2 separate regions of the Homo sapiens genome follow, and region 2 is linked to region 1. A link is an interaction called in ENCODE POLR2A ChIA-PET data of the cell type or tissue named here. Cell type or tissue: PC-9. All regions are shown on one strand. Links, peaks and the distances in the headings refer to the core of each region. The heading gives the core; the rest is flanking DNA.

Region 1 (5,384 bases), core at 227-5,226:
ATGATTGCACAACTCTGAATATACTAAATAAAAATCATTGATTGTGCATTTCATGTGAGTTAATCAGATGTTGTGTTAATTATATCTCAACAAAGCTGTTAAAAAGTATGATACTATGAAAAACCTCACATCCCCCCAAAATTCATCTACTTAGATGAAATGTGCTTATATATCCAAATGTTCTTTTAAAAGTCTTAATAAAATGAACACAAAAATAAATAGAAAATTGAATAGCTATATATCTGTTTAAAAAATTGAATCTGTAATTGAAGTCCTCCCATACAGAAAACTTCAGTTTACTATATTTCAGAGGTGATTTATTCCAAGTATTTAAGGAAGGATATAGCAATTATAAACATTCTTCAGAAAATAGAGAACACTTCACAACATGTCTTATGAGGCCAGCATAATGTTGATACCAAAATTTCACAAAAACATTATAAGAAAAATGACAGGCCAATGTCTCTCATGAACATAAATGCAAACATTCTGAAAAACATAGTAGAAAATTGAATACATTTTTCTATAAAAAAGATAACAAATTATGACCAAATGGAGTTTATTCTAAAAACACAATTTTGGATTAACTTTTGAAAATCTGTGAAATTAACCACATTAACAAATAGATGAGGGAGATCACATGATTAATAGATGCAGAAAAAGCATTTGACATAATTCACCCTTTCAAGAAAAAAGTAAAATAAGCCTCTCAGCAAACTAGAAGTAGAAGCAGGTTATTCAACTCAGACTATCAAATATATTTATCTCATGTCCCCTATGTTCTATAGACACAATGAAGGGAAAACACTAATGTGTTTATCTGAACAATGCCTAGGGGATGATGAAGCAGACTTGGAAGGAACCCGGGCCGTTGAGTGCCCATTTAGTAGTGGGGCTGCTCTACAACCCCAGACCATTTACATTAGCACCATTAGGTTAGAGAGATTTAAAAGATCTTTTTTCTTTGATTGATTGATTGATTGATTGATTGGAGACAGAGCCTCACTCTGTCACCCAAACTGGAGTAGAGTGGTGCTCACTGCAACCTCAGCCTCCTGGGTTCAAGCCATTCTGCCTCAGCCTCCTAAGTAGCTGGGATCACAGGTGTATGCCACCATGCCTGGCTAGTTTTTGTATTTTTAGTAGAGGTGGGGTTTCACCATGTTGGCCAGGCTGGTCTCGAACTCCTGGCCTCAAGTGATCCACCCACCTCAGCCTCCCAAAGTGCTGGGATTATAGGCATGAGTTTGTTCTTTTAGCCACTGGTGATGGTGTCTTTTTGTTACAATGGCTTAGCCACACCCCTACTAATGCAGAAGCTGGCATGTAATGTATTTCATTTGAAAGCATAGATGATTTGAAAGCATTTGATGATCAAGATGACTACGTATCAAAAATGTTTACCCAACAAGGTTACAGAGTATCTATCTGTGCAGATCAATAAAGAGAATTGGATTAGCCCACAGTGATATGGGACCAGTATGCTTATCAGTTTAAATTCTGGCATTTGCTAGAATAAAAATAATTGTTTTATTTTGGTACATATCACATTATCAAGTTTTGGGAGCCTTTAAAACACTTGAAGCTGTGCTGATTTATGTATTTTGATGAGCTTAACTATTTACATTTATTATAATTACTGTTACATTTGAACTTAATTCTGCCATACTTCTTTTTGTTCCCCCCCACCACCACTTTTCTTACCTTCTATTGCAGGGGTCCCCAGTCCCCAGGCCATGGACCAGTACTCATCAGTGGCCTGTTAGGAACTGGGCCACACAGCAGGAGGTGAGCACAGGCAAGCAAGCATTACCACCTGAGCTTCCTCTGGTCAGATCAGTAGCAGCATTTGGAGTCTCATAGGAGCATGAACCCTATTGTGAATGGTTCATGTGAGGGATCTAGGTTGCGTGCTCCTTGTGAGAATCTAGCTAATGCTTGATGATCTGAGGTGGAGCAGTTTCATCCTGAAACCATCCCTCTGCCTGGCCACCTGCTGCTTCCCATCCATGGAAAAATTGTCTTCCATGAAACCAATCCCTGTTGCCAAAAAGGTTGGGGACCACCGTTTATTGGATTTAAAAGTCCTATCTCACCCCTTACTCCCACTTCTTTGGGAAGCTCTAGGATACATTTCTTTTTTTTTTTTTAATAGGTACGGATATTTTTATTTTATTTTTATTTTTTCCTATTTTTTATTATACTTTAAGTTCTAGGGTACATGTGCACAACGTGCAGGTTTGTTACATATGTATACATGTGCCATGTTGGTGTGCTGCACCCATTAGCTCATCATTTACATTAGGTATATCTCCTAATGCTATCCCTCCCCACTCCCCTCATCCTATGACAGGCCCTGGTGTGTGAAGTTCCCCACCCTGTGTCCAAGTGTTCTCATTGTTCAATTCCCACCTACGAGTGAGAACATGCAGTGTTTGGTTTTCTGTCCTTGCGATAGTTTGCTCAGAATGACGGTTTCTAGCTTCATCCATGTCCCTACAAATGACATGAACTCATCTAGATGCATTTCTATTCTTTTACTCATCACCTTGAAACTTTTAAAATAGTTACTCAGTATTTCTTTTCTAAACGTGTCTGCTTTATCCCCATCCAAGCCTGCTGTAACCACACATTGAACACCCCCAAACCTTGCTCAAGCTGATCTTACTATTTTTGTCTTAAATTTTAACCACGTTTTAAATGCATAAAAATTATGTATTATACATAATTATGAATTACAAATAATTAAATGTACTTATTTTTAAAAACATGATTGAAGAAATTCTCTTTTCTCGCAATCTCTTTTCTAAGACTAAATGAGTTCCCAGTGCTTGCCTGACACACGGTAGGTTCTCAATAAATGAAGCACACCTCCCATACCCCTCCAAATAAACAGTTGTCTCTTTAAACCTAGACATGAGTGCTCAGCAGGCATGTATTTCTCTGGGTTGGATTCATTTCATGGACAGTTGTCAAAGACTGACCCCTTTATGTTAATTTTCTGAATACTGTGCTTGACTGTGTTGCAAGCTAAACAGTACAGGATTAAATGTTCTCATTTCTGAGCTGTGAAGTGTTGAAACTGATCAAGAAATGAAGGCAGAATGTCCGTCCTTTGGGAGAATAATCAGCCAGTCTATGTTGCTGCCACTCTTGGCTGCCGATTGGAATGCAGCTGTTAAGGCAGCTGTTTAACTGTTTGCCCAACTTGAAAGGACACTGCCAAATGGCAAATATTTTCTATAACAACATTTTACTTTTGCTAAGAACAATAACAGTGCATTTTATTGAGCTCCAATGGCGTGCCAAACACGACAGATTTATTACTAGGCAGGTTCACAACCTGGACTGAACATGGATGCTCATTTCCATTTTTCATATATTTAGAAAAAGAATAAATGGGCTCCCAAAGGAAGCCTCTACACAAAACATCTCTACAGCTTAATTATTTGTTGAAATGACAGCATATTAACTTGAGAAAATGAAATATCTCAAAAGGAAAGATGAGAGTCTAGAAATATCACAGGAAAAAAATAAGGTTTAAGTATTTTAAATCTCTCTAATGTGGCCTAAGAGAGACTTAACTCATACTTGTCCAGGACAGGTGAGGGCAGCAGTAACACAAGGAAATACATCATCTGTTGAATCCCCTGCAACTTATGGGTCCCAGGACTTCTGAGTCATGCAGTTAATCTACATTGTTAATTAGAATGTTGATACTAAGTACTTAACAAACAATTATGTTGAATTTGACAGACTGTGAACCAGGTGAGGTGGGGTGGGAGGTTATCAGCTGTTATTTAATGGTAAAACCGGTATGCTAAATGTAGGCAGTCAAAATTAAGAAAACACATTCAAATGCGGAAGTACAATTTTCTATTAGAAGTCAGCAATAACTGCCATTCACAGAAGTTACTGTGTAATCCCCACAAACATTTATCAAGACTGCAGAGGTGAGGGGTGGTGGGGGGTGCATTCTCACTTATTAAACCCCACAGCCAAAGCTGAAGCAGAGATGTTTTTGAAGGTGAACTGGGCTAATCAAAGGCATGGCCAGTGGAGATTCTAACCTACTTTTTCTCTACTGTTTACTAGATGTTAATTAAATCACAAATGACAACAGTCTAATAGCAAAATGCATGCATTTCTACAAAGTTGACATGATTTCTTGGACAAAGATAGACAAAGTTCAACATGCTGGATAATGGTCACTGAGGGCATCAAGATTTGTGATCCTCTTTTTCAGGGATACAGAAAAACAGCAAATACAAATCATGGATGAAATTTATAAGATCACTTCCACAGAAAGGGTCCAGCTGTTGGAGAAAAAACTGGCTGTGCAACTGACTGAACTGAAGTCTGAGATAGAAGAGCAGGGAGCTCTTCAGGGAACAGCTAATCGAGTTTACAGGTAAATAGTGGCACTGAGAAGGTGTGATCTTCAGGGGCTTTACTCCCCACTCTCACTCCGTAATCTACATCAGCACCCTCTCTTCTTTTTACATAGACAATTGGCATTATCTCCAGTTCAGATAAATAGTATATAATAGCAGTTTCAGGTACCCATTTCTAACCTGATTGCTACCTCTAAGATTTTTCTATATTCTAGATTTGTTAAGACAGATCCAAGCAAAAGTCTTACCAAGGAAAATGTAAGTGTTTTTACATGTTAATTAATGCTATTGTCTTGAAGTTACAGGAGCTATAATACAAATCATACTCAATGAAAGGAGATCTCATTTTACCCAATAATATTTTAATTGAATTTGACTTTGATGTTGGTGAGAAATTTAAAAGCTGAAATAATGGTAGGCACTTAGTAATACATTATGCAAAACAATGTTCTGTGAGTGTTATCAGCACTCTGGATTCTTGCTGTCTCCCAGGATAGAAATCAAGAGAGATCACCAAACAGAGCAGCAGCAAAGGTAAGTGTATTCAGGTTGTGCACAAGGGAGCCAGCACCAAGAAAGGAAAAGGAAAGAGATGCTCTCCAAGGGTAGTGTGTGCGTTAGTTTTATAGCATCCTTTGATAGAGAAGGGTTACATCAGGGCACATATGGCGGGGTGCGGGGGGTGTGGTTTCTAGTGCTCATACAGTGGCTCAACATGCTTCTTCATACATCAAATGTAGCATTAGCATTTTAAATCTCCACCCAAGGCATTATTCTTAGCACAAAAATGAGGAAGGGGTAACTATAGGTTGAGTTTTAGTTCTAACTGCACCTGTGGGGCTTTGTGGAAGTCTCTATCCCCCCAAAGTAGGAACTTGCTGTTAATAACTCCTTGGGTCTTTTGTTACTGATTTGCTGAGAGTTAGGTAAGCTAGGGCTTGAGTAGGGGCTTCTGTTCTCCTCTAGAGCAGATCACAACAGGAAGCCAGC
Region 2 (5,384 bases), core at 77-5,076, 170 kb after region 1:
AGGTAGACCTGGACTCAAATCCTGGCTGTGTGGCCTTGGGCAAGTCACTTCACCAGCCTCTGTGACATTGGGGTGAGTGACCTAACACAAGGAGGTCCTGAGGAAGCACGCTTCCTTGCTGGTGTTTCTTAGGTTTCCTAGTGCCAGCCTGGCTCAGGAAATCTTGATATGTTTCCTTGGCACCAGCCCGTAGGGAATGAGGATCCTACACAAATCCCTACAGTATGGAGAGGGGCTTTGGACCTACTTTATATTAGGAAGTTTTCCTAACTCTGGAGCTCTGGTAATCTTCTGAAATTTAAACTATGCTTGGGGGCCCCCCGACATAAGGAAGAGCCCACTTTAACATTTAGGGCAATACTATGCAGGGGCCTTCTGGCTGGGTCTGTATAGGCGGAGTGGGATGTACAATACACATGGCTGAATGCTTGAGATTAGCACGTGTATTCATTTCCTAGAGTTACCTTAATAAATTATCACAAACTGGGTGGCTTAATAGAATAAAAACGTATTCCTTCACAGCTCGGGAGGCCAGAAGCCTGAAACTAATGTGCTGGCAAGGCTGGTTCCTTTTGGAGGCTCTGAGGAAGAATCTGTTCCATGTCTCTTCTTAGTCACATTTTGGTCTCTGGCATTCCTCGGCTTGTAGTTACCTCACTCCAATCCTGCCTCTGTCATCATGGAGCCTTCTTCCTATGTGCTCCTCTGAGTTTCTGTATCCTTATCCTATCTTCTTTGTAAGGACAACAGTCATTAGATTCAGGGCTCACCTAAATCCAGTATGACCTCATCCTAACAAGTCCATCTACGAAGACCCTATTTCCAAATAAGGTCACATTCTGAGGTTCCAGGTAGACATGAAATTTGGGGGGTACTCTTCAAACCACTATAGTATATATTACTTTTCTACAAGTAAAAACAATTAGGAGATTATAAATTGAAAAAGCAAAACCACCTGTCATCTGTGCAGATGAGATACACTTTGGACCTGGGCACTGCCTGGCTGGGGAGTGTGGGCTAGCCGTGCACGGGGAGAGCCATATAAGTCAATACAAAGGTTGCTTCTGGAGATGGGCTTGTCAGAACAGGGCATTCCCGGCAGATGCTGAGCTGAGAGCAGAGATTTAGGAGATAGATAAGTCTTTCCTCTGTTTGAAACTGTCCAGGGGCTCTGACAGGTCCTCACTGTAGATGCAGTGGCTAGGCCTCCAAGGCCCTGTGTGCACTGGGCCCTCCCTCCCCTCTTCCTCTACTTATCTGATGAAATAAACATGAAAGATATAACCTTGTGAATAAGTTCCTAGCTATTATAAGGTATAAGGGATTCCACGGACTGTTCCTTTTTGGTTAAGTTCTTGGTCTTCCTGAAGTTCTTGATTCTCAGAAGGCTGAGTTCAGCCTAATCAGGACTTTAAGAGCCAGTTCTCTTTGCAGGGTAGCCTGGGACACCCATTCTCCCTAGGAACCCCCTGTGAACTGAGGAAATGAAAGTGAGCACAAAGAATCTCTGCTTCTCATTTTCCCCTCAGATGAGAAGCCGGCTTGCCCAGGAGCGCAGTGTGAAGCTGGATGCTCTCCAGCGTGCAGAGGAGCTGCAGGGTCAGCTTCACGATGCCCAGCGGTCAGCTGTCCCCATGGGCTCGTCAGGCGGTAAGGATAACCCCTGCTCTGGCTAGAAAACCCTCCCAGTCTCTGGGGTCTGAACTGAGGAGGGTCTCAGAGACTCAGGGGGGACCGAATCAGTAACTATCCAGTGGTTATTGAGTGGGTCCTCCACAATGTTTGTTGAATGACACATAAACGGATAAACCTTAATTCTGATTTACAGTCAAAACTTCCTACTTTAGTACCTTGGAGTACTGACATCCAACACTAAAAGGTTTCAGTCATAAAAAACTGGTCTTGGCTGGACACGGTGGCTCACGCCTGTAATCCCAGCACTTTGGGAGGCCGAGGTGGGCGGATCACGAGGTCAGGAGATTGGGACTATCCTGGCCAATATGGTGAAACCCCGTCTCTACTAAAGATACAAAAATTAGCTGGGTGTGGTGACACACACCTGTAATTCCAGCTACTCAGGAGGCTGAGGCAGGAGAATTGCTTGAACCTGGGAGTTGGAGGTTGCAGTGAGCTGAGATGGTGCCATTGCACTCCAGCCTGATGACAGAGCGAGACTCTGTCACACACACACACACACACACACACACACACACACACACACAAAAAAAAAAAAAAAAAAACTGGTCCCAGAACCAGTTCATTGGATTTTGAGACATCTTAATGCTTGGGGGTTTGGGGTGTCCTTGAAAATAATCAAAATAGCTCTCTGAGCAGTGCAGGCAGCATGGAGCTGAGACCAGACCCCAGGATGTCTCTAAACCAGCTTCCTCCTCTATAAGATGAGGACTAAATACATTCTAAGTTCTCTTCTAGATCTATTAGAAATATCACCAAATATCACTAACCATGATTGGCCTGTTGTTATGATTGGCCATGTCTCTTCTTTCCTGTTCTGTACATAGCCTGATAGTTGAGTATATGGGCTTTGGAGTGAAACAGCCAGAATTCAGGCTCTGGCTCTGTCACTGCTAGCCACATGACCTTAGACAGACCTTAATTAGCCTCTCCGTAAAATGGGAATACTCACCTCAAAGGCTTGCTCTGAGATTAAATGAAATAATTCCTGTCTTGACACCTTAGTATAGTGGCACTTAGTAATTGTGCAAGTGTTGGTTACTATACTTGCATACATGTGTTTAGCCCTTTATCTGTGTTTCCTTTTGGCTACCTTCCAGCGTGAATGAGCTGAGCAAACAGCCTTTCAGGAGCACAGAGTCACAGATGAAATTACTTTGGGTTTACTAAGAGCAGAGCTGGACTTGGCAGTAAAGCTCACAGGGCCCTCCTTCCTGCTTCTGGGTTGCTGCCTGGACCTGACATTGGGAGCTGGTGTCCCCTGCCCCAGCTACTGGTTATTGCTGCTGCCCCAGCCCCAACATAAAGGGCATCAAGAGCACACAAGGGCCCTACTTTGGCACCTGACCCTATGCAGTTCGGTACCTTACACTGTCTTCTCCATGTGCCAGGGGATTTTTTCCTTCTCTCCCTTTCACCTCTGCCTGCAGCTTAGCCAAGCATCTTTCTAATCCCTTCCTGGGATAATGCGTCCTAGTGAACTGCCATCCACATCCTCCAACACCTGCCTATTGTGAAGGAGAACCAGAATGAGGCACGAGGCAGGTGGGGGAGACCCTAATTCCCAGGATTGGGGTGGGAGCAGGAGTGGGAAGCAAACTTCTTTCCCAGGAAGTAGAGGTAGACGTTACTCCCGGGCCTCAGCCCTCTTCTGTTTCCCTGTGCAGGGAGAGGAGGGGTTTGAGGGCACAGTCAGCTATCACCATACTGTTAATGCTAAGCAGTAAAAGTCAGCCATATTCCCACTCCTCCTTCCTCCGCTGTTGCCCAACTGGAGTCTCAAAGTGACCCAGGGGTCTTCTGCAGCAGCAGCCATGGCAGCATTCCTGCCTCCCATGTTGGAAGCATAGGTGCACTCAAAGGGCGAGCTCTCTTTCCTTGCCATTAACGTGATTCCCCTAGGATTTTGCAACTCCTGAGAAATGAAGATTTTTTTCTAAATCAATTATTTTAGACATGCTTAAGAAAAAATGAAATCACTTGGCTCATAAAACTGTAAAATGTTGAGAGGAGGCCTGGCTAAAGGTAGCTTCATCAAGGTTTGACCTAGTTCATGAGGACTGCTTTCACTCTCTCCATCTCTGGCTCTGAGGAGGCTGGGAGCAGAAAGGAAGCAAGGCTCTTTGGAAGCAAGATGGCAGCCACCTCCGTAGCTTCCGTCTCTGTTCATGCTCAGCATGGCAGGAGCAGGGTATGGAGATGGGACAGTCAAAAAGAATTGGGCTCTGCCTGGACTGACTTGGGTCATGTTGCCAATTTTGAACAAATTAGTGGAGCCACAGACTAAGATGTCTGGTTGGCTTAGGCCCAGCTTACCTGCTTCTCCACTGGAGCTGAGGGTTGGGTCAGCTCGCTGTCTCCTCCTCTCTGCAGCAACTGTTTTAAATCTGCCTTGTCTCCTCAGATCTTCATACGCTCCCCCCAACACCTCATCCTTTCATCTCCCACTTCACAGAGAAATTAGAAACCCTCAGACAGGAATGCCATCTTCTCCCTGTCTCCCAGCCTACCTACATCTGTACTCTGCTGCTTCTCCTTCCCTCCTGTGAACATGGAAAGGATGTCCCTTTTCTTCCCCAGGGCAATCCCTATGTAAAGGGCCCATCTGCTGCTACCTTCTCAGGGGCCTTGAACTAGCTGCTTCTTTTCTACATACTTGGATTTCCCATCCATGCATCCCTCTAATCTTGCAACCAACAATTACTTATTGATCATGTATGTGCCAGGATCATAAAATCCACTGTAAAATAGCTCCCCCCGCCCCCACTGCCTTGACAACATATTCCTTCCCCTGCTGCTGGTCTTTCTCTTCCCAGTCAGACTTCTTAAAAGAGCTGCCTATACTCACTTTCGTGATTCACCTCACTTAATTTCTCTCAGGTTTTGCCATTCTCAACTTGTGGCTTCCAAATGTTCCTCACTACCTCATGGTCCAATATGATGCTTACGCTTTCTGGCCAATAGGAAGGAGGAAGGCAACAAAAAGGGCCCACCCCTCCCTTGAAGCTTGAAGAATGCTTCCTGGAAGTCACTTGTGACACTTCTGCGTACATTCCATTGGCCAGCACTTAGCCCCAAGACCACACAAAGGAGACTGTGAAATGTAGTTTTTATTCTAGGATGCCGTGAACAAAAAATGTGAGGTCTATTTCTAAGAAGAGAGGAGAGATTTGCAATTGGGGGCCAAGAATAGGTCTCTGCACCACCACCAGCAATCTGATTTTTCTTACCACCATTTCATTGCAGTTGCTCTTGCCAAGATCACCTTCACTTCTGTCTCCAAGTCCAAAGGACACTGAGTTCTCACTGATTTCATGTCTCAGCAGCATTTGAAACAGCTGACCACACCCTTCTCCTAATTATTCTCCTGGCACTGCTCCTTGTGGTTTTCCTCTTCCTCTGGCTGCTTTTTCTATCTCCTCCTTTTCTAGTTCCTCCTACTGTATCCAACCTCTAAACACTGAAGTTGTTCAGGGATCTTTCTGGCCCCTTCTTCTCTCACCTCACATTGTCTCCAAATAATTGCATATTTCCCACAGCTTTAATCATTGTTTGCTAAGTCTACATCTGCAGCTCAAAACTCTCCTCTGAGCTGTAGACCCCTATATCCAGTGACCCATATGTCCAGTGAATAATGTCTACGTTCACGTGTCTCAGGCTCACAAGTTCAACAGGAATGGAACCCGTCT

What was found. ChIA-PET counts read pairs that join two places held together with the same protein. Peaks named below come from ENCODE experiments on the same cell type or tissue, not always from the same donor. Only the 100,000 strongest peaks of a DNase experiment are listed, where the experiment ranks them.
Region 2: POLR2A ChIA-PET joins it to region 1 with 8 read pairs; 3 of 35 experiments call an interaction of 5 or more read pairs at or near these places.

Annotation. Positions count from the first base shown.
Region 1 is chr6:109,179,681-109,185,064 of GRCh38, forward strand. It overlaps the pseudogene CCDC162P. Among named protein-coding and RNA genes, the nearest start is that of CEP57L1, 87 kb to the left of the region's middle. In PC-9, for the core only: a CTCF peak has its summit at 3,585; no DNase peak of the experiment used is centred there.
Region 2 is chr6:109,346,898-109,352,281 of GRCh38, forward strand. It overlaps the pseudogene CCDC162P. Among named protein-coding and RNA genes, the nearest start is that of CD164, 33 kb to the right of the region's middle. In PC-9, for the core only: no CTCF peak of the experiment used is centred there; a DNase peak (open chromatin) is centred at 2,804; H3K27ac peaks cover 746 bases.